Linked DNA regions of Homo sapiens: region 2 is linked to region 1. A link is a loop called in an ENCODE intact Hi-C map of the cell type or tissue named here. Cell type or tissue: endothelial cell of umbilical vein. All regions are shown on one strand. Each heading gives the region's core, and the rest is flanking DNA. Links, peaks and the distances in the headings are about the cores only. Region 1 overlaps LOC105370504 (a long non-coding RNA gene). Region 2 overlaps LOC105370504 (a long non-coding RNA gene).

Evidence for each region. Hi-C counts contacts between places; a loop is a spot of excess contacts. Peaks named below come from ENCODE experiments on the same cell type or tissue, not always from the same donor. Only the 100,000 strongest peaks of a DNase experiment are listed, where the experiment ranks them.
Region 2: a loop joins it to region 1, with 5 times the contacts of the local background. A loop is called at or near these places in 2 of 110 quality-filtered maps.

The regions. Positions count from the first base shown.
Region 1 is chr14:53,576,089-53,579,015 of GRCh38, reverse strand. The region is part of intron 2 of LOC105370504 (a long non-coding RNA gene); the gene reads right to left. Among named protein-coding and RNA genes, the nearest start is that of LINC02331, 270 kb to the left of the region's middle. In endothelial cell of umbilical vein, for the core only: no CTCF peak of the experiment used is centred there; no DNase peak of the experiment used is centred there.
Region 2 is chr14:53,629,081-53,632,007 of GRCh38, reverse strand. All of the region lies in intron 2 of LOC105370504 (a long non-coding RNA gene), which reads right to left. Among named protein-coding and RNA genes, the nearest start is that of LINC02331, 220 kb to the left of the region's middle. In endothelial cell of umbilical vein, for the core only: no CTCF peak of the experiment used is centred there; a DNase peak (open chromatin) is centred at 1,517.

The sequences.
Region 1 (2,927 bases), core at 104-2,603:
TCCTCAGAGACTATTGTAAAACATGAAGATCCCTGGGCCCCACAGCCTAGATATTTTAATCTCATTGGTTGAGGTGAAGCTGCGAGTGTATGTTTTAAATGAGCAGCCTCCAGTTCAGCTGTAGGTGATCTGCACTTGGAAAAACTGTTCTACAGAATAATGTATATTTCAGGCCCAGAGAACTTCCTGGGCTTATGTCCCATATTAACTCCCATCCTCAAAGTTCACTCACACACTAGTTAGGCCAAGATCTAGCCTCTGTGCTCTTCTTTTCTCTCAGTTTTGAGTGTCCTTCCCCATCCCCCTGCCACATGAAATCTGTATGTTTTCAAGGTTGTGCACAGACACTGGCTCTGATGTCTGCCCTAAGATCCCATTTGGAGCTCTCTCCTTGAAGTTTCAGCAGAATCCTTTTTTTTTTTTCTTTTTTTTTTTCTGAGACGAAGTTTCGCTCTGTCTCCCAGGCTGAAGTGCAGTGGCACGATCTCCGCTCACTGCAAGCTCCACCTCCTGGGTTCACGCCATTCTCCTGCCTCAGCCTCCCAAGTAGCTGGGACTACGGGCGCCTGCCACCACGCCCGGCTAATTTTTTTGTATTTTTAGTAGAGACGGGTTTTCACCGTGTTAGCCAGGATGGTCTCGATTTCCTGACCTCGTGATCCCCCCGCCTCGGCCTCCAGAAGTGCTGGGATTACAGGCGTCAGCCACTGCGTCCAGCCAGCAGAACCCATTTTTTATGTCATTTGTCCCTCATCAAAACAGTTCTTGTATTGCATTTATTTTTTAGCCAATCAGTGTTTGCTATTAAACTGTTTTTTTTTACACTATCAGTGTTCACTATTATACTTAAAGGTAAGTATTATATTTGATTTATCTTTTAATCTTAGAGAGGGCTGTGAACACAGTAGCTGCTGAATACATGTGTATAAAATTAAACCTACTTAAATTATGTCTATCAGATGTATTTAAGGTTAGTTAAGCACCTCTCCTGTCTTCCCTCAGATAGCTGAAGTAGAAAGCATCTCTGACCTGGATGTAATACACAGCCCAACCAGCCAGAAATAAATGTTGTATGACTGCCTTCTGACCTGGCTGCTTACCTTATTTATCAATTTGAGCTCCAGAATCTTGCCCATAATAGATAAGTTATAATTACAAGTATCTAAATATAAAAATATTCAGAATTGTTCTTTAATGAGAAACCTTATAAAGGTATAAAAATATTAACTCAGAAATTAAATAATCCAATAATCAGAAAACTATGCTCATCAAATTAGCAAAAAAGAAAACTGAAAAGATTGATAACACTGTATATTACTAAGCAGATGGGGAACTGGGCACTCACATATGTGGTAAGAATACTGTAAACCAGAAGAACAGTTTTGGAGTACAATCTGACAGTTTCTATTCACATGTAAAGTGACCCAGAAATTCTACTGTTTTTGTGGTCTTTCCTAGAGAAACACAAATACGCAGAAAAATGCATAAAAATATTCATTGCAGCATTGAATGTAATAGCAAAAGTTCCACCAATAAGGGAATGGATAAATTAATGTCGGTATGGTCACACTATAGGATATTATACAGTAGTTAATAATAAGAAGCATCTACATATACATTATGAAAAGATCTTTCATATATCTTTGAGTTTAAAATAAAAGTTGCAGAATCTATATTGTAGAATACTAGATACTTACTTTTTAAAATGTGGCCCTAAGAGTTGATAAAATAATATCTACACTTAACTGCAATTGAAAAAGTAAACATATGTTTAAAAAGGTATGGAAGGCTGGGCACAGTGGCTCCCTCCTATAATTTCAACACTTTGGGGGGTTGAGGTGGGAGGACTGCTTGAGCCAGGGGTTCAAGACCAGCCTGAGCAACATAGGGAGATCCTCATCTCCAAAAAAACTTTGAAAACTTAGCCAGATGTCGTGGCACACACCTGTAGTCCCAGCTACTTTGGAGGCTGAGGTGGAAAGATTGCTTGCACCCAGGTCAGGGCTGCAGTGAGTCGTGATTGCACCATGGCACTCTAGCCTGGGTGACAGAGTGAGATTCATTCTCAAGAAAAAAAAGAAAAGAAAGAAAAAGGTGAGGAAGAATATGACACAAATGGAGGACATGAGTTACCCCTCCTAAGGAGGTGACTGTTACTGATATGGTGGATATGGAAGAGTCTGAGTGTATTTTAAATAAATTTGTATCATATGTTACGTATGTTAAGGAAATGTCTTATATGAATGATTTGTGCTATGAAATGACAAATACATTCTACTTCATATTTAGTATAGTAGAATACTGTATTATATGGTTAGCTTACTATACAGACATGATGTAGTTAGCATAAAGCTGCAGTTTTCGAAGTATGTGCAGTTTCTGATTGTAAGTCCCAATTCTTTTCACAAAAGACTGACACAAACACTTAACTAGTCTGTTGAAAACAGAAATCTGTATTTGGTGTAGTTATGCTCATTTTCTTCCTGTTCCCATGGGTTCTCTTCTCAATGTTCTCATGCCTGCATGCTGCACTTGTCCTGTATTATTATCCTCCTATCCCAGGATTAATGACAAATTACAAAAGTCCTTATTCTCTGCATCTACATACCCATTGCTTTGCTAATGAACCAGGAATGGCTGCACAGTACTGCAGCTCTCTGTCTCTCACTAACATGAGCTGCAGGTAATGCTTCTGAATGCAGTGTTCTCTGCACATGGTGAGGAAGAGAGGAATATTTTAAACTCTCTGTGCCTGGAAACGACACCAGGATTGGGAGTTAAAGCTTTCCTTTTGCTCCTACCTCTCAACAGAAACATAGATGCCAAGATATTCCCTGTTTTTGTAAGGCCTGAGGCAGATACAATTCTGGAAAGCCCTATTTTGGAAAAAAAATTAGAAATTTACAAGTAAAAATTGCCAGAGTCCC
Region 2 (2,927 bases), core at 143-2,642, 53 kb before region 1:
GCCTGGAACTAGGCCATTTCATCTTGTCTCTCAAACATCTTTTAAAACCACTTCTAATTATTAGTAGTCTAGGTTGATATTTAATGACCTATTTTCCCATTAAAAAGCCCTTTTCACCTTAAGTGACTTCAATTTTTTTTCCACAGAAGAAATAAAACTGAATTTAAAATTCCAGGATGGAAGCTCAAAAGAAGCAGAATTACTGTTTTTTTTAGGCCAAAAAAGGGAAGAGTTTTGTAATTACATTGTGTTCCTGGCCTGTGTGATTGAGTTTTTTGCTTTGACTGTTTAAGAAAAGAAACGACATGGTAAGGTTGAAAGAGCACTTAATTTCAGAAGCCATGACCTTTGTCCAGGCTCGTCACATCGGTCTCTCTTAGTTTCCTCATCTAAATAAAGGGGATAGTTTCTGTCCTATATGACTTACAAGGTTGTTGCAATAATCACAGGAGATAATGAATGAGAATTAGATATTGTTATTATTTTCCTTATAATAAAATCATTTTCTGAACATAGTAAGTTTAGAGAGAGACTGTTTGATTTTAGCTAGTCAGATGTATTTTATAATGCTTTTATACCCTGTAACTAGACTGTTCCGAGTATTACAACCACAACATTGGAAGAAAGGAGGGCCATATTTCCTAGCGCTTTCTTAGGAGCAAGAAAGCCTTTCCTACAAGTTCCCAATGATACCCCTCTCCTGATTCATCGGTCAGAAGCGGCTAACATGTCCAACTATTAAACCGAACATTAGCATAGGGGAACGGGACAGCTAAAATTGGCTTAGACATATTTCCTTTGCATCCAATACCATGTTCAAGAGAGTGCATACCTGAACAAGACCAAAGTTTATTTCCCAAGAAAGAGAAACGGTGCTGAGGTTGGAGACCAAAAGTATCTGGTACAGTACTTACCAAACTCTACTAAAAATGGCCTGCCTACATGTCTGAATCCGTTACTCTCTAACTTCTGGGGCAAGAGAGGTAACTTGCTCTTATATCCCAAGCACCCAAGACAATTTCCAAAACCCAGTGGGAACTCAGTAAGCACTTATTGAATTTTATTACCAGATTTTAAATTCATTTTAGCTCTAAGGCACTATAAACATGTTTCAGTGGTAAGCTGACAGTTATTTCTATACTTCTCTTGGTGCTGGGTGGAGACTTATTAGGGAGGAAGAAACACCCCATGGTATGTGTAAAACTCCTGATAGCCTTCTGTGATTCTTTGATTTTTAGGATGATTCCATTTCACTGCCCCCTTTACGTTATTATCTAAAACCTTTAGAACTAATTAGAAGTGGGAGGATCAAAGATGATATATTTTAAATTTGCTTCCCGCCTCACCCACTTAAAGTAAAGAATCCTGCATAGCCCATTAAGCTGGAGGTACTTGCTGACAGGAAGGAAACCATCTGGTGAACAACTTCTGTTAATTATGTTGGAACATACTAACGAGAATAAAGAACAGCCCTTAATGACCTTCCCCTTGGTGGCAGAATCCACTGCAGAGTAGACAGTCGTGGCTCAGAGCCAAAAGTTAATGGTTAGTATTGGCACCGAACACTCAGGCTCACTAGGACTTAATAATCTCCCCTCGGTGGAGAAAGTATTTTAGGCATTCACAGCATAAATCCTCCTACCACCTGCATGTAACTGAGCTCCAAAATAGTCATTTAGGGCATTATTTGGAATCCCTTAGTAAATGTGAATCTGGGTGTTACCTTCTCTGTATCTTTGGACACATCGAATGAGGCCAGACAAAGGTTTGCATTTTGTTTCAACCAATAACAATATTTAAATATTTCCTGGCAAAGAACAGATGCAATTATTGCATATCCCAGAGGGATAAAGATACACAAAAATAATTATCCTCATTATGACCTGGATGAGTTAATTATTTATAATAATATTTCTAATTCCCCTTTACCCTTGGAAATCTAGACAACTCTATGTTGCCCAGCAAAAAGGCCGTTAAAGCTGTGGCATTTATATCACGAATTAGCTATAGGTATCAAAACATAGGTATTTTTGTTTCATTCATTTCTACTTGGTTTCAGAAATATTTTTAAAGTGGCTTACGTAGAATGACAAGACTAGGTAAAATTTAAAAGAAAGTTGTTTAAAATTTAAAAATTTAATATTAAACTTTAAAAAAAGTTTAAAAGGAAACAAGAGGTGAGAAAATAATTTATGGAAGCTAGTAAACAAATAAGCATATCATGAAATACTATGCCTTACTGGAGGTGGGCTACAAACTTGGCCTTAAGCTTCCTAGTAGTCCACTTAGAAAAGGCAAATACGTTAGTGGGCACTTGAGGGGCTTTGGAAAATGTTTTAAAAAACATCTCAAGCCTAAGAGTTTCCTAGTATTAAAAATACTTCAAGCTGACTGTATCACCTAGTACATTCACAATATGTATGCGTTTTTAAAAATCCTAGAAACTGCTGCTTCAAATCAGGTGGAAAATGTTATTTCAACAGAAATCTTAAATAAAAGATGTGTAACTATGAACTGTCAACATTTAACTTTTAAATTATAACAAATCTGTAAAGAATATAAATCTGTAACATATTAAAGTTTAATAATCCTAGATATTTGCCAAGAAAGGGCTTTATATATAATTTCTTGATGTATATTTAAGGCTTTTATATGTACACGAATATAATTTTTATGAAGGCAGGTATGTCCAAGAGAGTGCACAGAAGTAACAAAATAAAAGTTGTTTGTGCCTAAATCATCCCATCTGTGTCTCTTGGATAATACTCAATCTTCTTTGCAACCACATGCATCAAGCTATTGGCTAAATATCCTTGTAGACAGGATGTCTCCTACTTGCATTTGAACTACTCTTTTGTTTAAAATATAAATGCAATTAATTTGCATTATTTACTTAATCTGTCTTTGCATACTAATGTCGCAAAAAC